2 separate regions of the Mus musculus genome follow, and region 1 is linked to region 2. A link is a loop called in an ENCODE intact Hi-C map of the cell type or tissue named here. Cell type or tissue: left cerebral cortex. All regions are shown on one strand. Each heading gives the region's core, and the rest is flanking DNA. Links, peaks and the distances in the headings are about the cores only. Region 1 holds the start of Gm36754 (a long non-coding RNA gene). Region 2 has its middle 59 kb from the start of Mbip.

Region 1 (13,042 bases), core at 6,202-8,701, 160 kb after region 2:
ATGTATGTAGCAGGGGTGGGGGAACAATAGCAGAAATATATTAAATTGGTGCTGTGGAATATCAACATTTTTAAAAAAATAAATCCTAATAAAATAAATAAATAAAAATAAAAATAAATCCTACAAATTACATGAATAAACAACAAATAGGCAGTATTTTTCTCAATAAAACATTTCAAGAGTACAGACTAACAATTCAACAATGAGTTGCCACCCAGCTATATGCCTGGTTTCTGAATACAATTCTCAGTGCATATACATTATCTGCAATCTACCATATCAGCGTCCCTTTAGGGAACTGTAAACCAAGACATAATTAAAAAGACAGATTATTTTTAAAAAGTAAGTTCTTGGGCTTGTTTAAAACATATATTTCAATCAACAGGCTAGAACCTCGAAAAAAACAACCTATCAAAGGAGATGGCATTGCTGAAGAGCAAAGCAAGGGGAGAGAACAACTCAAACCACAAGTGGATGTACAGCGAGGTCCAACCCTGCAGATGGGCTCTGGAGGGGTTTTCCTTCTGGGCAAGGTGGGAGAAGGGGTTCACTGAAGGCCTGTCCTAAGAAGAACACGGGTGACCAGGGAACTCACTTTCCTACAGAAGTATTGAAAGCTGCCTTGAAGCACTTATTAAGCCTGGAGCAACCAAGTCAAGAAAAACAACAAGGTAGTACCCGAGAAACCCCAGACCTTTCAAAGAGATGGGGAATACACAGAATGTGTCAAGCAAGCACCACCCTCCTGGGTGGAGGATGGGGTCACAGTGGCACTCTGATGTAACTATGGAGAGTGATTAGAGTTGCTGATTCCTACATAACCTGTTAAACCACATTAAAAAAAAAACCAAACAAGCAATGGCAAATTAAAGAGAGTTTTCCCTCTACTGGATTAACACAAGTTGGAAAACAGCCCTGGGTTTCAAAAATAGAGATTGTCTAATGCAGTTGTAGAAATAATTGTTCGTAACATTTTGGGGAAAGGCAATCAGATACACAGATACTTCTTGACCTGTGGTGATATACATTTTAATAAGCCCATTTTGAACTGAAGATATTAAATACTGAACATGTATTTAATACGCCTAACCTTAGCTTGCAGCTTACTACCAGTGGTCGAAGGGCAGGAAGCTGCCCGGTGTAAAGCACCTGTGGTGTTTAAATGAAAATAGCCCCAGAGGTCCGTTTTTTTTTGAATGCTTAGTCACAAGAGAGTGGGAACGTTTGAGATTTGAAGGAGTAGAAGGTGTGACCTTATTGAAGGAAATGTGTCACTGGGGCTGGGCTTTGAGGTTTCAATGATCATGCCAGCCTCAGTGTCTCCCTCTCTCCCTGTCTGTGGATCAGGATGTAGATTTCAGCTCCAGCTCCAGCACCATGTATACCGCCATGCTTCCTGTCATGATGATATTGGACCAACCTGTAACTGTAAGCAAGCCCCCAACTAGATTCTTTATTTTATAAGGGTTTTCTTGGCTTCAGTGTCTCTTCCAAGCAATAGAACAGCGACTAAGACAGTAGCCCACCATTTATTCTTGTATCAGGAAAGGTCAAAACTCGAAACTGAAAGGCTCCTAGTGAATTTGCATGGTCCCTCACCACTGTACGGTGGGCAAATTTTAAGTTGAACTATCCGCTGTAAGAACCATATGCCTCTATCCATACTGAAAATGGACAATTTGTTTTAATACCCCGACATTATAATTTTTAAAAGTCCTGCCACTCATAACTACAACCAATGTCAAAAGGATATTCTATGACTACTTTCTCATCTCCCACTTACTCCTTGGCTTTCAGTAGCATTCTTAGTACATATGTCCCACTAAATTTCAACTGAAACTCTCCTGATAGGGAAACTTTAGTAACTGGCTAATTGTTACTGTTAGTGAGATCTCTTAAGAGCATGTCTCCTTTGTTGCAGACACTGGGGGCCATGCCTTTGTTCTCTCTTCATGCTTTAGGATTCTTTACTTCCTTCCCCCATCTCCTGACTCTCAGCCTCCTGGGCTTACTCCTCCTCTTGCACATCAAAGCTGGTGTTCCCCCAGGCTTCTATCTCATTCCATCTGATCCCACTGGAGAAACTCAACCAGTGACTCTCTTTGCAGGCTCAGAGTTCTAAGACAAGCATGTTTTCACTATAGATACTATGACTAACCAGATCCTTAGATTTCCTTTCTGACATCTCTGCCAAGATACTCTGTACACATCCTAACAATCTCAGCCAGGTATCATTGCCTCTGCGTTCTATACCTTGGCGAAAGCTCCTTGGCTATTTGGTCACCATGGCTAAAATCCCAGGACTCATCTAGAAGTTGGTTGTGATTTATCTGAAATTTCCCCAACAGGTCCACATGCTAAAACCTTGGTCGACAGCCTGTGTTACTATTAGAATGTGTTGGAACCGTTGGAAGGTAGAGCCCAGTGGAAACAAGTTAGGTCGATGGAATGAACCCTTAGAGGAAATTTGGTCTTGGCACTTCTCTCTTACCGGTTCCCAGCAAGGTGAGTTAAGCGGCTTTGCCCTGTTATGTACTTCCAGCTATAATGGTCTGTCTTGCTACATGCCTGGCAGTAACAGAGACAATTACTAAGAGCAGAAACTGAGCCAAAATATATTAAATTGAGTTTGACAGGTACTAGACATAGCGACAGAAAGTGAATTGACACAGACTTTTTTTTTGTCGCATCTCACTTTCCCTATTTAAATCTTCCAAAAACTTGGGTTTTTTTTCTTCTTTATTTTGTGTATGTGAGTGTGTGTGTGTGTGTGTGTGTTGCACACGTGTGTATATGTGTTTGTGTATATATATTCACGTGGTGTTCAAAAGATAAAATAGGCTGCATCTTTTGGAAATTGTCAATATTTTTGACAAGGGTTTCTTCCTGGCCTGTAGTCATGAAGTCAGTTCATCTGACTAACCAGAAAGCTCTGCGATTGGCTTGGTCTCTGCATCTCTGGTACTGAGATTACAGACACCACCACATCTGGCTCCCTGGTGCTGGAATTACAGACACTCCCCACCACATCTGGCCCTTTAAAATGTAGATTCTAGGGGTCCTTAAGCATGCAAAGTTATTGGTTAGACTGTCTCCACAGCCCCATACTTCTTTTTGAAGCCCTCAGACTTCCTCTGCCAGATAAATGTTGTGTCCCCACTGCTAATGCATACTCACATTCTCATTGCCTGTTAAAGAGGCTCTGACATCCATATTCTCATCAAGCCAGAGGTGACCTCGAGAGACCTATGACCGCCTGTTGCTTCATACAAAGACTGTATGTGTAGAAGCATTATGATTTTCAAAATACTAAGAGCAATTAGCTTTACCTAGCTTCTGTTATAGTCTCCCAGTCTAATCTAATTCATCTACCTTGTCCTTCATCCTGTTGTCACAATGCCTTTCCAAATGACAGATCTGCACATAGCCTTCCTATTTTATTCATATAATGCATGTCAATTGTACAATTACTTGTGTTAACTTTAATATTTCTATATACTCACAAAGAAGTCTATTTATCTTTCTATTCAACCTCCATGCTGGCACCCTAATGTCTCAAGAATCCTTCTTTAAATTTGAGGTTAACTTATTTTAAAATGTTCACATAAGAAGGAACATGTAATATTTGCCTTTCTGTATTTGTCTTACTTTGCTCACCACCACAATACCCTTTAGTTCAATCTACTTTCCTGCAAAAGAGACAATTCCATACTGCTTTGTGACTGAATATCCCAGTGTGTGTGTATCCATTTTATCTATGGGTACCATGTTGAGTCCATATCTCTGTTACTCTGAATAGTATCTCAAATGTAAGCATGCAGTTATCGTGTTCATGTTATCTCCTGGCTATATACCAAGGAGAGGTTAGCCAGATCATTTTTAGTTTTCCGATGGAACACCATCCTGTCTTCTACAGCAGGTGCACTGATTTATATTCTCACCAACTGCATGCAAAAGTTCCCTTTTCCCCACATCTTTACCAGCTTTTATTATTCTTCAAGTTTTGATAACAGTCATTCTAACTGGCAAGGCTTCTCAATAAGTGATGATTGACTTTAAGCAAGGTCTATCCTTTCAAAAGTACCTACTGTTCTTATACTAAAAGCGTAATTCGAATCACTGGATAAGGGAAGACCTTCTGTAGCTTTGATTTGAGGTTCTCTGATTTGTCGTCCTGTTTTTATGTGCTGTAGTGTTTATTATTTTAAGGTAAACCCTCAAAGTGTTTGCAAGGTCCCGTATGATGTAGGTTACCAGCCAACTTGTGCAGGTTTTCCTGTCTCAGTTTCCTCCCTAATAAAATGTCAATACTTGAGTTTCTCCTAAAGTCCTAGTTGTCCCCTGTTCGTCACAATAGTTTTGTTGCTTGAGTGTGTCTAACAAGGCATGTCCTGTGCCTTTCTCTAAGCCTGTCAGACTCTGGCGCAAAGAACCAACCCCCTTTTCCATCTGCCCAGGATGCATATCAGAATGGACTTTCTCTCCAGCCTGGCGTTTCTGTGTGCTGCTTAGGTAATGGAATGGCACTCAAGTCCCAAGGGATATGTTCCCAGAGGTAAGAACTGGGTCTTGTTTATTTTTGTTTCTTCTAGTAACTATCACAACACTAGGCCCAGAAAGCTTCTCCATAGACGTTGATTGACTTTAAATGAGATACCAGGCTGGTGATCTTCTTTGTTTTGTTTTATCACTATCTGCTTCTGCTCATACGCTAAAAACTTAAGTTGAATGTTCATAGCAGCCTTATTTATGATAGCCAGAAGCTGGAAAGAACCCAGATGTCCCTCAACAGAGGAATGAATACAGAAAATGTGGTACATTTACACAATGGAGTACTACTCAGCTATTAAAAACAATGAATTTATGAAATTCCTAGGCAAATGGATGGATCTTGAGGGTATCATCCTGAGTGAGGTAACCCAATCACAAAAGAATACACAAGATATGTACTCACTGATAAGTGGCTATTAGCCCGAAAACTTAGAATACCCAAGATACAATTTGTAAAACACATGAAACTCAAGAAGAATGAAGACCAAAGTGTGGACACTTTGCCCCTTCTTTGAATTGGGAACAAAACACCCATGGAAGGAGTTACAGAGGCAAAGTTTGGAGCTGAGATGAAAAGATGGACCATCCAGAGACTGCCGCATGTGGGGATCCATCCCATAATAAGCTACCAAATGCAGACACTATTGCTTACACCAGCAAGATTTTGCTGAAAGGACCCTGATATAGCTGTCTCTTGTGAGGCTATGCCAGTGCCTGGCAAACAGAAGTGGATGCTCACAGTCAACTATTGGATGGGACACAGGGCCCCCAATGGAGGAGCTAGAGAAAGTTCCTGAGGAGCTGAAGGGGTCTGCAACCCTATTGGTGGAACAACAATATGAACTAACCAGTACCCCCAGAGCTCGTGTCTCTAGCTGCATATGTATCAGAAGATGGCCTAGTTGGCCATCATTGGGAAGAGAGGCTCCTTGGTCTCGAAAACTTTATATGGCCCAGTATAGGGGAATACCAGGGTCAAGAAGTGGGAGTGGATAGGTAGGGGAACAGCGGAGGGGAGGGTATAGGGAACTTTTGGGATAGCATTTGAAATGTAAATGAAGAAAATACCTAATAAAAATTGGAAAAAGAAAAAAGAAAAAAATGACTACATAATGAAAGACCATCTCAGATAATAAGATATGATTGGAAATATTTACTAGATATGAAATTACCCCACGAATATAAAATAATGTTGCAAAGGCCCAAATTTCTAAAATAATGTAAAATATTTAAAATAAAAATGAGAGAGAGAGAGAGAGAGAGAGAGAGAGACTGTAATAACTTTAAAGGTGTAGCTCTTTGTAAAGATAGGAAAGCAGGAAACAGAAAGACAAAAAGAGCCCGGGGGTGGGGGTTGGGGAGAGAATTCCTAAAAAACCACAGCACACTCTTGAAAAGGAAGCTTCCTCCGTGTTTTGGTGAAACCAGAATATAACATAAAGACGGCATTATCATTGCATCATGCAAATATTGACTGTATCAACAGCATCCTGCTCTCCGGGGTCTGCAGGCCCAGCGTTGAGTACTCCACAGTCTCTTGAGCTGGAGCCAACAACCAACAGAGCATTAGATCAAAGCCTGGATACACACATGCCTGGCAGTTTGCTATTGAACCACTGATAAGAGTACAAAAGAAGTCCCTGGGCACTTTCACCACAATTTGAACAGCAGCTAGTTAATTGGGTTGATAACAGATGTCAACATTTCATACGCTGTATGATGTCATGGTTCTAGAAGGTATAACTTCTCTTGGCCTGACTTGGAAAACTGAACATTTCTTTTAAAGGAGTAAATGTGAATACCATTTCATTATTTATGTTTTCCCCCCCATCGGAAGAATTTGGTGAGACATAGTTTTAATGATATCTTTAAGTTTTTTTAATAAAAAAAACCCAGAATATAATTTTCTCTGCATAATTTACATAAGGTGTCTCAAGGTGCTGATCAGCCCGTACAGGTTTGCACCCAATGCAAATAATCAAGGCCTGAATTCATTAAAGGATTATGCAGATGCTGTTGTTTGGAGGGCTTTGAGGACTCTGTGTGTGTGTGTGTGTGTGTGTGTGTGTGTGTGTGTGTGTGTGTGTGTGTGATGACACAGCTTACCTTCTTCATTCCAAAACCATAAACAGTGACATGAAATAGACCACTCTTATCCTCTTGATATTCTAAGAAGTAAGATGTTCAGCCATCTAGCATTTCAAACTAAATCAAATTTTAGAAAAGTTGAGTGTGCTCAGTTTCAAATGTAAAGATCATATAAGTAAGTGGAAAAATTCAGAATACATTTCTTTGGCTAAGAAACACACAAAGGTTTTAAGAGCGACTCCATGTCCTCTGGGTCTCTAGCATTCCTTGAAAGGTAAAGAAACGGCTTCCTTGGGACCGAAGAAGGAGCAAACCCTAGTCATAGTTTGTCACCTTGAATAGACAACTCACGAGGGAGAAAAGCTCCCCACCACCACCAAAAAACAAGTCTACAGCCAATGCTGTTGAGAGGTTGGAAACAAAGGCTCTTTCTTGTCAGCCGGCCTTCAGCAAGCCGACATCTGCCTTCACCATGAGCAACCACAAGGGATCCTACTTCACCTCTTCCTGATTCTAGAACAGAATCAATGTATATTCACAGCGCCACCTACTGCTTAGTGCTAACACCACAGTGCCCAGTGACTCAAAGGGGACTTCTTTTGTTTCCAACAGGGAGCATCTTCAGTGCTATTCTGAAGGCACCGGGATGTGTGACACATGTGGCCATGGATCAACTCCTTCTTCATTTAGAAACTCATGTTTGTTTGCAATGAGCTGTGATGGAGTGGAAGATGGTCTGTGGAAGGATGAGGAGGGTTGTGCGCGGGAGCTTGCATTGTTTGACCTTGCTTTTCTGGCTAGGCTGCACCATCCATCCTGCCGGAAGTGATCCTTAGCAAGTCCTTTCGCTTCATCATGCCGGCTCCCGAATGAAGACCCACACCTTTCAAAATTGTTGAGATTTCTTCAGTGGACAGCAGGAGTGATTTATTTTTCCATCGCGGATATTATCTCATACAAATAAAAATTTTCTAAGTAAAAACTAAAATATATAAGCTATCTGTTTAATCTATAAAAGTCTAGCTTGTGGGTAATTTGGTATTTCAGCTTGCTTGCAGTCTGGTTGGTAAAGCCTGTATCTGATAAGAGTGGAAAAAATTCTACCTATGAATTGATCATGTGGTGATTTTTTAAAACATGTGCCCACCCCCCACCCTCGCCCACCCCTACCCCCGTGTGAGGAACTGTGGAAAACCCATGTCATCTAGTGCGGTATTTCTATCATGTAATTAGAACCTCAACCCATCACGGGAAGCAGCAAGCCACACTGGATTGCAGCTCTCAAAAATGTCAACACTGTAAGATGAAGGAAGAAGGCTAGTTGTATTAGACTCAAGGAGGCTAACACAGAGGGATGATAAGTAAAGGCGCGGTCAGTTTGGAAGAGGCGAGACGCTCATCTGTAACACATTAGAAGAAGTAGATGATCTTTAATGGAGACGGTCATTGTTGACTCTCTTGGGTTTGATACTCTATGTGAGGAGGCATTGCTGTAATCGGTAAATACACTGTGAAGCATACAGCAACAGGGAGACATGTGGACCAGGACTAAAGCTAATCTCAGGTGTCGCAGGGAAAATATGCCTCAGAAAGAGGAAGGTGGTAAGACATTCAGACAAGAGATTAATAACTGATGAGCCCTAGTCAAAGCTAAGCAGGAGTCGCTTGTATTATTCTTGCCACTTGGTTCTAAATTTGAAATTATTTTAAAATTCTAAAAAAATGTTAGGCACGCTTTCCTCAACATTAAGACATTCTTTTCTTAAGATACTGAAGGACACTACTTTCATGTTTTCCTCTACTGAGACTCTTTCACCTTTAAGGCCCCAGGAGTGCAGCCAGAGGTTGCAGCATCAACAAAAGAACTTGTCCTGGCGCTGTGTGCAGCATCTTTCCCAGCAAGCCACCCAGACTCACACCGAGGGTGCCCGGGCCAGTTCACTAGCTCCGCGGTGGCTGTGACACAGCATCTCCCAAGGCCTTGTGGTCAGGCAATTCATACTCAAACACTGTCAGAAGCTTTCTTCGGTCGAGAGAGAGAGAGACGACAATGATAAAACACCCAGTCTCTCCCTCGGGAGCTCAGAGGTGGCAAGGAGGTCATCCTGTGTACACGGCCCCGACTGCGGCCTTTGATCTGATTTTAAGCTTGAAACTACATGTAAAGAGGTCAGCTCTTGGGTTAACAAAACAGTTACAGGTATTTTGTATAGATAGTACATTTTGTTCATTTGTGTCTTTTGTTGTGTGATAAAAGATGGTAGAGTCAAAAGTACAAATACCGGAGCTCTTAGAATCCAGCACTAATGCCCTCTCCAGACTACAGGTTCCCTTACACTGTACAATCAAAGTCATTAGAAGAGACGATAGATGAGCCTGTTTCCTCCCTTAAAGTGCCAGACCTCACAGAGAAAGAGAGGATAAAAAAATAGATAAAGAAATATGTCTTTTGGTGAACCATGTGATTTTATTTTATTTTTATGTCTTTGAACATGCTAATTAAAAAGAAAACCCCAAGTAGTAAAATGCTTTTGTTCGTGTCTAAGCTGCACACTCGTTCCTTTCGTTGGTGCCATGACGCATCTGTGCCAGTTACCCACCACAAGTTCCAGGAAAGGGTTCATTCGATATGTGCATATTAATCCACACATATGAAAGTAACAATTAACCATTAGAGGAAAATGATTGTTTTTCCTAATGCTTAGATGTCTTATTAATCACACGAAAGGTCTGTCAATTATCCTAATGCTTTGATGCCTTATTAATCACACGAAAGGTTTGTCAGTTAACTGGCGTCTCACCTGTAACGGCTTCAGCAAGACTCACACTCCACATGCCCCCCTAGTACCAAATCTTAGAATGATAATCTTCCTTCTCCATGTGTCTTTCTTGGTTGACAGTTGACAGTTTAATAATCAACACAGGGCTGTCAAAGACTGTAAAAACACTAAAGTAGGTCAGGGTTAGGACTTGATCCTATGTGCAATGTTGCAGATATGGCGTTTGTGCCCCTGAGGGGCCTCACAATCCTCAAGATCTTCACCTATGAACCAATAATCCCAGATGTGCCTGAACTAGAGGCAGTTTCAGAAGCATCAGGGTGCAACTTCAGAGTTCCTCCAGGAAACCTACTAACAATAGAAAGGCAAGATAACTTGGAGTTAAGCAAGATGACCTCATGGTGATCGAGCCCTCCCTTTACCCTTTCTGTTTTCTCAGTATCTTGGTTTCCTCATCTGGAAAATGGGATAACAGTCATTATCCGGACCCTGACCCTGACCCTGGGAAACAGAGCAGGTGAGTGTCAGCTTTTACTGTGAAAAGCACTGACAATTGAATTTTCCTCCCAGATCTCTCACAGGACTCTCATGTACAGGAGCCTGCAGGTCTCCTGTGTTAGCTGCATGGATTTTTATACTCCAGGGCTCCAATCTAGATGGAATGATTAGAATTTTAAGAAGTAAGCCAATGTTTTACTTATGACTTTGAGAACCAAGACAACATGTTGTCTCTTATACCTGCTACTTATCTTGCTGTTTGTTTGTTTGCTTGTTTGTTTGTTTGTTTTTGCTTTAAAAATAAATCCTTTCTTATGGTAAGGATGTTTCCCATGAGACTTCCATCCTTAACATATTGTCTGTGTTCACTGCTGACCATGCAGTGTTGTGTGGTGGGCCTACAGAGCTTAGTCATATTGCATAACTGCAAATTTATGTTTATTGATCAGTGACTCCTCCCTCTCACTCCTGGTTCCTGGCAGCTACCATTTGCACTGTTCCTCGGAGACTGACAATTTTAGGTGCTATGCTATAAATGGCTCGTGTTATATTTGTCTTTCTGTGACTGACTTATTTCACTTAGTGTATTGTCCTCCAGATCCATCCATCTTACCATAGATTATAAAAATTGCTTTTCTACTTTTAAAGATTAAATCTTTATCAGATTAAAATACATAAAGATTGTTTTTTTTTCTATGTATGAGTACACTGTTGCTGTCTTCAGACACACCAGAAGAGAGCATCAGATCCCATTGCTGATAGTTGGGAGCCGCCATGTGGGTGCTGGGAATTGAACTCATGACCTCAGGAAGAGCAGCCAATGCTCTTAACCTCTGAGCCATCTCTCCAGCCCAAAAGTACTTTTCTTAAATGGTGAATATCCATTCACCTGCCAATAATGAAATTAGCCTGTTTCTATAGCTTCGCTATCATGCATCATGCTACAGTGAACATGAGAGTATTGATACCTCTTTAAGATCAGATTTAAATTTTAGGATACATATTTAGAAATGAAGTTGAAAGGTCATATAGTAGTTCTGCTCTCTTAGGTACTTTTAAATTAATTTATTTTTTACTCTCCATATTTTATTCCCCTCATCCACCCTCTGACTGCTCCACATCCCACATCTCCTGCCCACTCCCTGTCTCCATGTGGATGTCCCAATCCCACACCCCACTTGACTTCTAAACTCCCTGGGGCATCCAGTCTCTTCAGGGTTAGGTGCATCATCTCTGAATGAACACAGACCTGGAAGTCCTCTGCTGTGTGTGTTGGGAGCCTCATATCAGCTGGTGAATGCTGTCTGGTGGTCCAGTGTTTGGCTCTCTTAGTTTTTTGATGCCCCTCATAGTATTCTCCACAGTGGCTACATTTTCATGTTGTATAATAATGCCAGCGTCTATTGGTTCCAATCACTAAGACTTAAGTCTTCTGGGGTTTTGATAGCAGCCATTCTAGTGGGTGGTATTGATATTTGATTTGGGACATAGACCATCTTGTGTATATATATATATATATATATATATATATATATCAGTCATTCATTTGAAAAGAAGCTAATCCAGACAGCCTGAAGGGAAAGCAGAGTATTACTGGGCAGTCATATCTTCCTTATAGAAATGTTTCTTCAAAGTCATAACTCATTTATAAATCAGACTTTGTCGTGTTTCTTCAAAGCCTTTTTTTTTTTTTTTTTTTTTTTTTTTTTTTGGTTTTTCGAGACAGGGTTTCTCTGTATAGTCCTGGCTGTCCTGGAACTCACTTTGTAGACCAGGCTGGCCTCGAACTCAGAAATCCGCCTGCCTCTGCCTCCCGAGTGCTGGGATTAAAGGCGTGAGCCACCACACCCGGCTTTAAATCAGATTTTTGTCGTTGCTGTTTTGATACTGGGTTAAACAGGTTGTATTTGCTATTGATTTATAAGCAGTCTCTTATACTTTGGCATATAGCCCCTTATCTGATATAAAGCTTTGTTAGCCTTGTTTTATCTTTATGAGATTGATTTGGTATTTTGTATTTTCTTTGGCTTCATGTAAAATTTAAAATCATTTTTTATATTTGAAAAATGTGATTGGAAATTTGACAGAGATTGCTTTCAATCTGTAGATCACTTTGGGAAGCATAGACTTTAAAAACAACAACAACATTATTTTAAATCCATGTACATAAAATAGTTTTCCGTCTATTTACATTTTCTCTCATTGATGGTTTTCCATTTTCTGGGAATAAGTCTTTAACATTAAGTTAATTTCTAATATCGTATTCCTACTTTCCCTTTCAAATGGTTTGTTGCAAATACTTAGAAACACAACCATTTTTTTTTAATTCTGATTTTGAATCCCACTACTTTAAAATTGACCTCATGTGTTAATTCCAACAATTTTTACTTCTGCCCTAGAAATCTTTGATTTCATTTTCTTGCCTAGTCACTCTGGCCAGGACTTTTAGGACCGTGGTGGCCACCTTCCCTTTCCCCTTATCTTTCAGGAAGGCAGTCCTTTCTGGCCATGATGAATAATGTTCACTCTGAGATTTTCATATATTCTCTATTATATGGAAGCAATTTTTCCTTTGCTAGTTTGTTGCACATTTAAAATATGAACTTGCATGGAGTTTCACCAAATGACTTGTGTGTCTTTATTTTTGCCCTTCATCACGTTAATGTGGCACAGCAAGCTGATGAGGTCACATGACGAAGCATCTCTCATCTCAGTGATGGACTCCTCTTACACAGTTGTGTGATGGTGAGTTTTGTTTTCTAGTGTTTGGCTTGAGAATTTATGAACTTGCGTTCACTATTTTCCTCTCATTTATAGCCTAAATTTAATGTCTCTCAAACCACAATGCCCAATGATAAGAAAGCTAAAAATAAATAAATTGCCTTTGCTAAGGAATATGCATACCCAAGCCTAAAATGACATTCTGGCTGTTAAGTATTTAGATAGTAACCTGATTAAAAGAAAAACAGTTAAAGGTATATTCTAGGTTTATGAAGCTGCATCAATAGTGGATGTCTACTGATAAAAAAAATTAGCATTTTTCCTCTAGTAAATTATATGCTGCTTAAAGGGTTAGTTTAAAAATTAAGAGACTTTTAGATCGGTACCAGAGACCAGTTTCACAG
Region 2 (13,042 bases), core at 4,948-7,447:
TGTCCATAATGCTGCGATTATAGATCATCACTGCCAAGCACATTAGTTTATGTGGTACTGGGGGCTAAATCTAGGACTTCCTGCATGCAAAGCAAGCCTAAACTCAGCTACATCTTCAGAATCCAAGGATTGTTTTTAATCTCAATTCCCAAGGTAGTTCACTTTTTCCAGCTGCAGATTTTAAAAGTAACAAGATTAATTGGAATTCTGAGGCTCAACAGGAATTAAACCATATGTCTGTGCCAAAAATGATATATCACCTAATACCATGATGAGGAACATACTGAGTCTCCTTTCTCTAGGTCTTAGCTCTGGTCAGACACTCAGTGTAGGGCGAAAAATGCCCCATGAACCTTCAAAGCTGAATGAGAAGTTACAAGATAGATTGACAAGTATATTGAAAACCATGATACATTATAAGAGATGTCAAATTAGCAAGAGCCATATTAGGAATAACCATTCAATTAAAAGCATTGGACAAGTGCCATTTTTAAGTAAAGAAGTTAAGAGGACACTTTAGCTCATATCACACTCAAAATAAAATTTAAGTGATTTGAAATTTTAAACATTAAAATGTAAAGCTGCAGTAGAAGAACGTGCCCTCTATATGAGATAAGGGAGTGCCCGAGTTGGCCTTTTCTGCCTGCTCCCCCTTCCCCCTGATACATATTATAAAGGACACAGAAGAGAGCATCTTCTCCAATAATCAATTAGGAAGTCCAAAATACCAAAAACACTGCTGAAGAATCTTGGATCAGGGCACTTTGGATCAGATTTAAAAGACCTGGCCCTGTTATTTTTGTGGCAACTCCTAAGTTGTTAGCCATGTCAAGATGAGGTGGAACACCTTCGTAGTCACAGGCTGTCAAACTCACCGAAGTGGACAATGACCCCAAGCTTAGTATTCTCTACTAGAAGCACATGGCCATAGAAGTAGCTGCTGATGTTCTGGGTAGAGAATGGAAGAGTTGCATGGTCTGATCCAGTGGGGGGAATGACAGAGAGCAAGCTTAAGTGTGTTCACAGACACATTGTACATAGCATCTAAGTGTTTTCAACTTACTTATTGTAAAGAAATGAGAGAGGGATATTCCTGGACTGACAGATACTACTGGGCCTTGGAGGGTGGGGCCCCAAAGAGCTAGTGTAATCTGAAGGTTTTTCAATCTCTCTAATGAAGATGATGTCCACCAATATGCTGTCAGAAATCCTTAAACAAAGAAGGTAAGAAGCCCAAGACCAAGCACCCAAGGGTCGTGTTACTTCATGTGTCCTACAACACAAGCATCAACACATTGCTCTGAAGAAGTACTGCACCAAGGAAAATGAGGAGGAGGCTGCAGAGCATGCCAAACTTTTGGCCAAGACAATGGAAGAATCCAAAGTAAAACCCAGGAACAGTTTCCTAAGAGACATGGGCTGTCCTCACTGAGAGCTTCTACTTCTAAGTCTGATTCAGTCAGAAATAAGAGTCTTTAAGAGTCACAAATAAACAACCAGACTTTGAATCTCAAAACATCGAAGACAAAATTCCTGCCCCTCACCTCAGTTTGAGAATGGCTTTCAGCACCAGCATTGCCTAGGGTGTTGGCTGGGGTTTATGCTGCAGCATATTATACCTATATGCAGCACATTAATCTGAACCTATATTCTATCTATAATTTCCCCAAGATCTATCTATCTATCTATCTATCTATCTATCTATCTACCTATCACCTATCATCTATCTACCTATCATCCATGCATCTATCTATCTATCTATCTATCTATCTATCTATCTACCTATCTATCACCTATCATCTATCTACCTATCATCCATCCATCTATCTATCTATCTATCTATCTATCTATCTATCTATCTATCTATCTATCTATCTATCTATCTACCTATCTATCACCTATCATCTATCTACCTATCATCCATCCATCTATCTATCTATCTATCTATCTATCTATCTATCTATCTATCTATCTATCTATCTCAGGAAACAGGCAACTTTCTCTCTCAGAGTCTATTTCCCAGAGACCTTCTTTAGGACAGTAGACACTTAGAATAGAGCTAGGACTCTCAGCCATTTGAGAGAAACTACAAGGAGACTATGTATAAAGATTATGGAAATGGTCTGACTACTTGTTGGATGTTATCACTATATTTGAAAGAGAGTGAAAGGTGAAAGGATAATTCATCGCTAACTCAAGGGGGAGTATGAAAGTCAGCGGGCTCCTTGGCCACATGTCATTCTGCTTTCTTACAGCTAGAGGTCCAAAAAACCCTGGGGCCCATGATCTGGACTCAGTTTTAGGGTTGGAAGAGTGCCAAAGAAAGAACTTTTGAACACCAGAACATGTCCTACACCAGTATCTAGAGCTTTATAGGGAGTGGGATTCTGAAACTTGAGGTGGGGTCATAGGGGTTGCTGCTTCTAAGAACACAGAAAATGGATCAAGCTGAAATGTAAGGCCTGCTGAAAGGAGACCACTCTACTTTTTGCTAATGGCTAGTGTCTCTTACTCTTCACTCAAGATGCTGAAGGCCTCTGCTTGCTAGATCACACTAGCCCGGCCGAGAATCCACCTATATCTTCTTTTCTGGCAACCAGGCTAAAATTGAGGATCAATGAGTTACCACATGACCCAGCCAGGGAAGCGCTGAGCCTATAAGGAAATGGAAGCCAAGCTAGTGCCCCAGGACCCAAAGAGTCGGGACAGAGGGACAGAATGCAAAGCTGGATAAAGGAGTTTTAAAATATAGGAGCATTCTCCGGAAACATAAGTCTTACTTCCCAGCAAGGACCCCAGGAGACAATGCCAGCATGATGGAGGGAAGTTGGGTAAAAGTAAGGGTCTAGATTTAAAAGTGAAGTGTTTGACAAACAGTGAGTGAACATGTCATCACAGATAGACGGCATAAAAATAAAATAGGTCCCAGTAAGTGATATGTATCAGGGATATCTGCACAGAGCTCTGGTCCCTAGACCAATAAGGAATACAACCATTACTGCTGAGCAGCTTGGTGAGGGCTGCCTTCTGTGATCTGTGAGTCAGAGAGGATTTTTATTATAGAACTGCCAGTCATAGGACAGTGGTGATGATGTCAAAACTATGCTGTCAAAAGATTAATGCTGGGTATGGCACACCCACCGATAATCCTAACACTCGAGAGGCTAAGGAGGGAGAATGGAGAACCTGAGGCCAACAAGAACCGCACAGGAGACTCTATATTCTCCAATGGGCAAAACGAAACCGGTTGCAACAATGAGCACTCCTGCAGGAGTCGCATTCAGATGGGTTGACACTAAAAGAGCTGTGGAGACAATTAGTAAGATGCAGTGTTCCCAGGGGCAGGGTAGAGGAGCAACTGGCAAGGACGTTGCTTCATTTGCACACCAAGAAAGAGTGATGGAGATGCTGAGGGCAGCCAACTCAATGGGGGCAAAAAGTGTTCTTTTCTAGTTTCTGAGCTGAACCAATCCTCAGACACTTGAGCCCACTTGTCAACTGAGTGGCTTTGACTGAACAGCATCATGGGTAGAGTACAATGCAAGGATTACCCAGGCCTCCCCCAAAGCGTCTTATGACCATATGCTAAAATAACTGCAGAATGGATAATAGACAATATGCATATTTTTTATGATGATTGGATATCAGATTTAAGTCGACAATAATACCTAGAGATCTCCACTGTTTGAATAACGCTCGGGTTAGTGGGGAATGTTAGAGTCGTATGAAGTATGAGGCCCTAACCACTTCATTCTGGCCATTGACACTGAGACTCACTCAGTGACTATTCTGATGGCCCATGAATAATTGTTTGTAGTGAACGTAGCTGGCAGCTGGAAGAACCCCCACCTTGGCTCATCCTATAAAGTGAGTTATTAAACATGGGACGTCCAAGTGGAATCCTTTGACCCCCGTTTCTCCACTTACCATGTTATCAGTCAACAGCATGATCCTACTTGAGGAGAATCACAGAACACTGTCACCTTGAAGACAAAGGATTCGGGGGTGCATGGTGTGCTTTTGCACTCCCTGCCTGATTTTTAACTGCAAAATAACGCACGCAGAGGTCATGGTCTAAGAGCAGCATGGTGATGGTGCTCTTGGGGGGGGTGGGGGATTCCATAGCTCTCAGAGAGGAGAACCCCAGTTTAGATACCTAGATGGTCAGAGCTTCTAGCAAAGGTGAAAGGAATCTAGAATGGGTAACAGAATAGGGAAATTACTCTCAGCTTGTGGCCCTCAAGACTGAATACAGCAGCAGGAGCTGGTAATGCTCCTATTTCTTTTCCTTTCATGATTATATACAAAAAGCAGTGCTAACCAGAATCCCGGAGCTCCTGCTTCTACGTGGAAGGAAGTGGCTGTGAGAAGCAGGCGGTTCCAATAAGGCACAAGTTGCATGTGGTGGACCCTTCCGCACTACCCTGCACGTTCCTTCAGCCCTTCTGCACTCATTCTCCCTAGGTCTTAGGAAGAGTTAAATTTCTTCTCTGGAAACTTCCCTAACCAAAGTAGACAGTCTCACTTGAGGTTATGTCCCTTCTATCACACAGAGGCCATTCAATGACCACTTAAAAGCCAGGCATCCTTAACTACATTTGGGACAATTCTGCAAGGCCATTCTAGCCCTGGGGTTCTCCATTGTACTGGACGAGAGCTGTAGTGCAAGTACATCACAACTTAATGCTCTCCGCTGAGCCTTGCAAAGATAGGAACACCCTCTCCTTCCCCAAAGCACACATCCCAGAGAATTCCTGCATGCAACGTCCAATCACGAGTCTATTTCCAAAGAAACTGATGTTAGTTTTGCAGCGCCTTTGTATAGTAATTGCAAAGGGTGTGTGTTTTCCAGTGGAATTAAAACAGTGAAAGGGCATGCTCTAGGAAGACGTCTTTACCCAGGCCTTGTTTATGCCTCACATGACCTACTTAAATAGATCGCATCTAGTGAGAGCTGTGTCACAGTGAGATATGCAGCTTTGCGTGGTTCTCAATAGGAGTTTTCAGTTTAGCATTGCCCCGATGTTTCTAATTTTTATTAAAAACTCCAAGAGCTTCAGCTCTCTAGACACCTTAAAAGCCAAGCATAAAGCATAGCTAACCTGGAGAGAGGGAGAAACCCTTTCTTGCCTTCTGTCACTCAGCACTTAGTAGGGTTCAGGCAAACGGTGAGTTTCAGAGCTAAGACAATCCTGAAGGGCAGCACATCGATGCGACTGGTGACAAAACCAGACATTCACAGGGGAGATTGCTTGTAGCTTATAATCTTTCTTGCTGTCTCATTAAAGCATGGGTATTAGCGAGAATCTCTCGATTTTATCAGACACATCCCTCCAAAATGTATTTTGATGCGTAAGTGAGACTGACGAAGGCCCCCTTGTTGGCTTGGGATGGTACCGTAACGAACAGATTGGAAACTAAGAGTAAAATGCAATCAGCAGAAAGACCAGCTCTTCCTCTTTGCTCGCACCAGCTCAGCCTCCAGGATACTGTCTAGACTATTATTAGCCCTGTCAAGCATCAGCAGCTGGCCCCACAGCCACCCTTGCTAAAGTCCACAAGTAAGTGGCAGGTGATCTCCACAGGCTTTTAACAGGCTATCAGGTCACACACAGTACTTTTCTGAGAAAAACTCACTTATGTATCTCATCACTGATCAAATTCAAGTACTTTATATTTACAGTTTAAAAGCCCAAAATGGGTTAGTTTATCATAGCCCAGGTTCATGACACTGATGCATGCACTCGTGCCGAGTGGCTATGAGCTCCGTGCTCTTCGATTTAAGTGCAGGAAGCTTTTATTTTTGAATTTCTACCTACTCATGGCAATACATCAAACAATCAGTTTTAATATCTTTAGGGTTAAGTGCACTCATGTAATTTAGAATTAAATGATTTTTATTAAGCACTTTTTACAGACTATCTACATGCTATGCAACTCCACAGTCTAAGGATCACAGTGACTGGTAAAGCAGCAGCCCCCATGAATTAGGGAAACATTAGTGAAATGCATTTTCTGAATACATCACAGAATGCATTCAATATTAAGTAACTCAAATGTCACAAGGGTTCAAATGAAAATGTCCCCCCTACAAAGCAAATACATTGGAACCCTGTGGGCTATATTGGATTTATAGTGGCACTTCCCTGGTTTGTGGCCTTTCTGCTTCTTTGGTCCGACATGCCCCTAAAATCCATCCTCACCATCCAGAACTCAGTTTGTACATCCCGAGGAGTGATTTCTCTTAGATGCGGCTGGGAAGGGAAACAGGAAGAAGTCAGTTTACTCAAGTATACCCTTGGGGGAAAAAAAACTGCAGTCAAACTGCTTGCCAGCAGAGGGCAGCACACATCTGTGGCCTTGCACATGCTCAGATACGCTTTGGGTATTCCCTTTGAAGGTCAACTCAAAAGAGGGGCAGGGTATTGTATCAGGGGTCACCAGCACACCATGTGGTTTATATCATCCAGTTTCAACCAGATCATATCTCCAGTTTATGGTGACCAGGACAACTCAAGGAAAAGATCCTCTTCCCTTCCAGACAGCTGAATGTGGGTTGTTGTAAAGATCATTTAGAGACACACCTAGGGTAGGCTTTCTCTAAGATTTTTGGATGAGTTCTCTTATTGGTTGTTCAAAGTGGTGTGGTCAATCTTGAAGCCATATTCTACACACAGAACAACAAAATCGGACCCAGAAGATAATATTTATGTATATTTGTGCATAAATATGTGTATATATATATGCATGTATGTATATATATATGTATGTGTATATGCGTGTGTATGTGTGTGTGTATATGTGTGTGTATATATGTGTATATACACACATATATTTTTACATATATAAAGCATATACTCAAAGAAGAGGGTATCAACTTGAAAGTGAAAGGACATGGGAAGAGTTTAAGGAAGGGTAGTTGGGAGGGGCTGGAGGGAGGAAACAGAGAGAGGAAATGATGCAATACTCTTTCAATTAAAAACATTAAAAAAAAGACTTCAGAAAAAAATCACAGAGATTTAATTTTTGTTCAGAGGGGTTTTGTGTTTTATTATGGGGTCCTGAGGCTTATAAGAGATTCTCTTCCCCACCCCCACCCCCACCCTCAAAGACAAATCGTATCTAGATATTTAAAAGAAATTATTCAATTTGTGTCTACATGAACAAGAAACCCTCTCTTTACCTGTAGAAAGGTATCTACAATTAAAAAGACCTTAAGAGGAGCCATCTACCCCATGTGAGCTAATACCCACTTCAGCTAACTCAAATGATTGCTTTTGGAAGGGCTTCTGATCTCAGCTATAAGAGAAAACCATTTTTTCAGTAGATTGAGCAAGGGTTGATGCTAATGGGGTCCTTAAATTCTAGGGCTAACCCAGGTCAATTGATACATTGTTTCTTCTACGAAGCATTAGTTTTGTAAGTTGAATGATCATTGTAACAATTGTGCTTGCTGCCAGGATGGCACATTTCTCAGCAATGAGGAGACGATGCTGTTGCTAAATATGTCTTCAGGAAATGAAGTCGTCTTCTGGGTACTTCTGAGTGACAAACATGAGCACACCATCCCATCACTGTGATGTTACTTGAGTTTGCAAGTGAAAACTCCCAAAGGAGTCACAAGATGTCTCCTCTAGAGGGTTGGGGTGATGATCGTTGCTCACAGGAGGGCCCCTGGGAGAGTTGAAGAGAGATCCAGAATAGATACTGAGGTGACAACACAAGGGTCGGGGCGAGGACTCAGGGAATTCAAAATATATACAGAAATAGACAGAATAGCCTAATAAATTACCATGGTTTGAATAGTTAACACTACCAATATATCCATGAGCTTACCTTTTCTACAGTACACATTTCCACCTGCTATGCTGGACTATCCTAAAATATCACTATTAATAGTACTGTGCTGATTTAATTTTTATTTAGTCAAGTTTACTAGGTTTTTGTTGTTGTTGTTGGGATTTTTTTTGCCAGTATTTGGATCAGGTTGAGACCTCTCTCTCTCTCTCTCTCTCTCTCTCTCTCTCTCTCTCTCTCTCTCTCATATACACACACACACACACACACACACACACACACACACACACACACAAAACCTTTGGTACTGTTCTAAAGATGAGGGAAATGAGCTCTAGAGTCCACAGTGGCCCAGTTTATAGAGAAGGTAGATGAAACCTTGGCAACCTGAGGCAGGTCTCCTCCTGACCGGTGCACCATGTCTCTGCCTAGTGAGCCTTCCACAGCTCATGATCACACTCATGTTTGTTCATGCTTGGCTGCTGAACGGTGAAATCACTCCGTTCCAGGGTGGCTGCTTTTACAAGCCTTTGAAGGCAGTGTGCCGTGAAGGGGAGGCTGCCCATAGATTCCCTTGAGATTATCACGAAAGCCCCTGCACCCTGTCTGAAGGCACTCTACATATTTGCATAGATGGACTCAAACATGCATGTGCGAACATATGCAACACAATCACACACCAGATGTCAAAAGAGCATCCAGGGACTTGTTTGCTCATTATTATGTCACCTCAGCATGAGTCAGTAAACACATTTTCAGTTACCTGGAACCTGGATTGGATACTACTGGTTTTTTTGTTTATGTGTTTAATTGTTTTGTTTTGTTTTTAATTTGGTTTTCTAGAGAACAGTATACTTTGATTATATTTGTGTTTGTAGGCAGATGACAATGACCTATTTAATCAATACATCTAAAGGCTAAGGGGTAAACTATATTATTCAGGTTCTTCAAAAAAGCTTATGCTAATTTAACTTGACCCGTAGCATTTCAGGTTAATATGATTTGGATGACATGTATCATTTTTAGAAATTGATGTTTTTGTTGCTGGTTTCTCCTGACATGTCTGAGCTATAATATGGAATGTGATACTCCTTCAACAAAGAAGGTAATTCTCACTAGTGAGGGTAATTAATGGCTATTTGATCATATCACAGCATAGAAACGATGTTTTTGCCACACAATAGGTTTCCTAATTGGTGAACCAAGGATGACCACGTTCATTTTCTGCCCATAGAGATTTCCTACTGTGCGTGGCATTATCTCTTAATACTGTGCTCACAGCGAATGATGGTCATAGCTAGTAAGAAAATTAATTTCCGTGCTTCAACGATCATTATAAAAGACCTAATAATGCTAATTTAGGTTTAGGATGAATCATCTAATTAGTTAATTATGTAGGACCTTCCCGTCAGCAGCCCACAATGGAGTGTGCTGTGTTGTAGGTGTTTGATAAAGATGAACAACAATACCAAGGGAAAGGAAATGGATGCACACTGACCCCCGTAAGTGCCTGTGATGTTTATAGTTCCGAAAGCCCAAGCAGAAGCAATTGCTTTGCGCAGAATCAGAACCAAACCTGCCCCCCTACCACCAATGTAGTTATTTCTTCTCTACTTTATTAAGATAAAAAGAATTAATGGTCTCCTTTTTAGCTTTATAATCCTTTAAAAATCGATTTAACCATTTGGTTTCTGAAGTTCAAAATACTGCTACAATTTTATTACCATTTGGTTTTTCCTAAGGGAACAAAAAAAATCTACCATGGAGATGAAAATTACCATGACCACCACCTGTCCGATTTCTCTTAGCTACAGCATCACATCTAACTTATAAAATGTATATGTAGGCCATGAAAAAAAAAAGTAAGTTTCTAATTTTAATTAGCTTGCTTTGCTGGTGGTCCTACACAGCCAGAGACCTGGAGAGGCTAGTTATTTCTCCCCTTTCAGCTTCTGTTATCACACACTAATGGGTTTCTGTATTTTCATTCTGTCTTCATGTGAGAAGTACTCGGCCCCCTCAGTGGCTTTAGCTGCTTTTCCTAGGTCTTACCAGACATCCTGATTCCTCCTGGGGGCTTGGTGAGAACAGGGCAAGTACCACCACAACCAGGATATCACATGTTTCTTATTTGAATACAACATAATTGCCAAGGAAGAATAGAAATCTACCTTTACCAATGGGGTGAATTGAGCCTTTTCTAACTGCCAGCTTGGAATAACTAATTTAAAATGTTTTTGTGTTACGAAAAGAGAAAGTATTGAACATGATTACAATTTAAAAAAACTATCTGATGGTTGAATGGAAGTTTAATACTGTCTTAGAGTTTGCAAAACCACAATAGATTTTCTTTCTGTCAATTCGAATATTCATAGGTCATCCAGTCTGGCCTTCTACCATAGTGAACCTATAATTCCTTATTTTAAAATATTAATTAACTTTTAAGCATAAGTCCTTTAGTTCTGGATCCTGTGGTGCCTATATGAAGGAAATGACATGACTGGGGTGAAGAATGGTGTGTCTTGGAATAGGTATTGTTTGCCAAGCTGTAGCCAAGAGCCCTACAAAAAGCAGAAAAAGACATTATAGAAGAGTGAGCAGACATTTTTACAAGGTCACTTTATTCAGACTGGAAAGTGGCCAGCACAATGTCATTATTTACAACAGGATCTGGGAACACTTGAGGAAATTACAGACCATTTAGTTTTGATTCCATTGTGGGGGGCAAAGTCTTAGGAAGTATTTTAGAAGATTAAATGGGGAACCCTGAGAAAAGCACAGCTTGATTAAGGGTAGCCAATGCAGCCTCCGAAATGAAAGTCATGCTTCGATAATTTTTTGACTTCTTTAAGAAAGTGAATGCCAAGAAAAGCAAATGAACGCTTTAAAGCCCTCTACTCTGGATTTCCAGGAGATGTTTGTTCAAGTTTTGCTTGATGAGTTCACACACACAAAGAAGTGGTGTTTTTTTTTAAATTGGAGAAATGCTGAGCACAAAGATTAATTGTGCGTTATATTAATTTTAAAATAGGAAGGAATCAAGGAGATACATCACAGGACCAGAAGAATGTTTGCTGAGACAAAACCCCATTGTACCCTCTAGCAGCATCAGCTCTCTGCTTCTGTGCATTTATAATGTGGACTTTTCCTATAAGGTAATGAAAAAAAGAAATCTGTGATATCCCAAAGCTATATCTGTTAATACAAAGAATACTGATTTAGATTCTTCTAAGTTCACAGAAAACTACACAAAAAGAGAAAATATCTAATAAGACAAGCTTCTAGGTTTCTAGTAAGGAGGAAAACATGTTGGGCTTAAAGTCTCAGATCTAACAATCATGGAACTCCTCTTTGGATAAGAGAGTCAAATTCTCATGGAACACTGGCTTGATGGGCAAGCCGTATGGCCTCAGGAAGGGAAAGGGAGGCCCAAACATCTTCTGGGCCCAAGAAGGATTTGCAATGGTTGTCATTCGGTGTCCCAGTTCAGGTGAACTGTAGGAGGGAGGTGAATAGGCAACCTGGAGTGTACACACAGAGGGTTAGCCAGAAGCAGGTAGAAAACTGATCAAAAAAGGAGCAAATGGCATTAGAGTACTGCAGTATAAGTTCTCCATGCCTTTTCTTCACTTCTAAAACACTATGGTCTTGAGGAATCCTCCAAGAGTCATTCCTAATTACACAGAAAGGATGTGCTGGGTAAACCATGAAGGCTACCCAACATGGTCTACAAGGCATGACAAGACAGCTGGAGGACTTGTTCACAGATGTCATTTATTGAATATTTATGATGCCAGGGAAGTTTATATATTTTTTAACAGCCATGTTCATTTACCTTAGCATTCCCCCAAGCCAGAAAAGTGGGTAGTTATTATAACTATATCTTTTGGCAGTTGAAGAAACTGGATTAGAAAGAGGCTACAACTTGCCTAAGAATCACACAGCATGTAAATGAAAGCTAATGGAGACAGTTATTTTAAGCCACTGTACAAAAGTCCTAATTCACCTGGTTATGATTCATCTGAGGTAGTGACAATATAAAAACATTTACTCCAGGTTCCTCTGCTGCAACTTTTTGGAAGTATATTCTAGGATAAGTCTAAAGGGGAAAAAATTACAAACACCAATGCGAGCCTTTAAAAGCCCTGTGTGAGAAATGGAAAATCCTAATACCATGCTGCCTTCCAGGAAACCAGTTTTGTCTATCAAATTTTGGCAGCTGTCTGTAAGATGGGGAGGGATATGTTTGCCCCCCTATCAGAGGGCTGTGAGCCTGGAGTCTCATGGTGGCATTTCTGCAGGAGGTTGCAGCTATCTGCTTGCTCCAAAAATAACTCTTGGGTTAAAATGGGCCTTCTCAATAAGCCAGTTCAGAGAATCAGCAAAGTTTTGCAGTAAGAGCAATAGAAAAAGAAAAAAAGATAGAAATGTGTAGAATTATCAAGGAAGAAATTCCTTCTGACCAAAAAAAAAAAAAAAAAAAAAAAGAAAGAAAGAAAGAAAGAAAGTGGGATGGAGTGGTTTGGGGTGGGAGGAGAATACAAAATAGAATAGGGAGTATCTGAAAACATCAATCTGAGGTGGCTAGAATTGGTTAATGCTGTGGATCACACTGTAATTTCTCATCCTTGGTGGCTTTGTTAACCGAATTCTCAAACAGATACGCAGGTCTTTTGTTGACTGAACAATGAATACATTTTAATATGTAATCTGTTGTTTGCTATAAGAACTCTAAAAAGATAACATGTTTAATTAAATGCATCAGAACTTCAGAGGTATCAACACACTCTTCAAAGGATCCAGGGGGAAACCAAGCAATTACACATTCAAATGAACACACCCATAGTAGACTAGAGATTATTAGTTGTAAACACCTCAATCAACTCAATGAGTGTTTTCTGAGCCCCCTACTACTCCATGATGCTCTGGGACTATTTCTGTGAGGAATAAAAAGATGAGTCCAACAAGCCTTTGTGTTAAAGAAGCATCATTTATTAAAGGAGATTAAAAAGTACAGGAATGCCCACAATCTAAGTTCTACCACCATGAAAGAGTATCACTGGGTCTTTGGGGAGTTCAGATGGCCTCCAGACTCTTAAAATCTCCTTACAGAGATGATATTTGAGGTGAGACTAGAAATGTGAAGTTTTTAGAGATTTTATTTATTTATTTATTTATTTATTTATATGACGAGTATACTGTAGCTTCAGACACACCAGCAGAGGGCATCAGATTCCATTACAGA

Evidence for each region. A loop is a pair of places that touch in the nucleus more often than their neighbours do. Peaks named below come from ENCODE experiments on the same cell type or tissue, not always from the same donor. Only the 100,000 strongest peaks of a DNase experiment are listed, where the experiment ranks them.
Region 1: a loop joins it to region 2, with 7 times the contacts of the local background. A loop is called at or near these places in 16 of 42 quality-filtered maps.

What each region holds. Positions count from the first base shown.
Region 1 is chr12:56,236,068-56,249,109 of GRCm38, reverse strand. Gm36754 (a long non-coding RNA gene) reads left to right here and starts at 9,851. Exons shown (of 3, transcript XR_381611.1): 1 at 9,851-9,936; 2 at 12,591-12,662. In left cerebral cortex, for the core only: a CTCF peak has its summit at 7,177 (motif pointing left); a DNase peak (open chromatin) is centred at 7,168.
Region 2 is chr12:56,398,355-56,411,396 of GRCm38, reverse strand. It overlaps the pseudogene Gm18027. Among named protein-coding and RNA genes, the nearest start is that of Mbip, 59 kb to the right of the region's middle. In left cerebral cortex, for the core only: a CTCF peak has its summit at 6,335 (motif pointing right); a DNase peak (open chromatin) is centred at 6,353.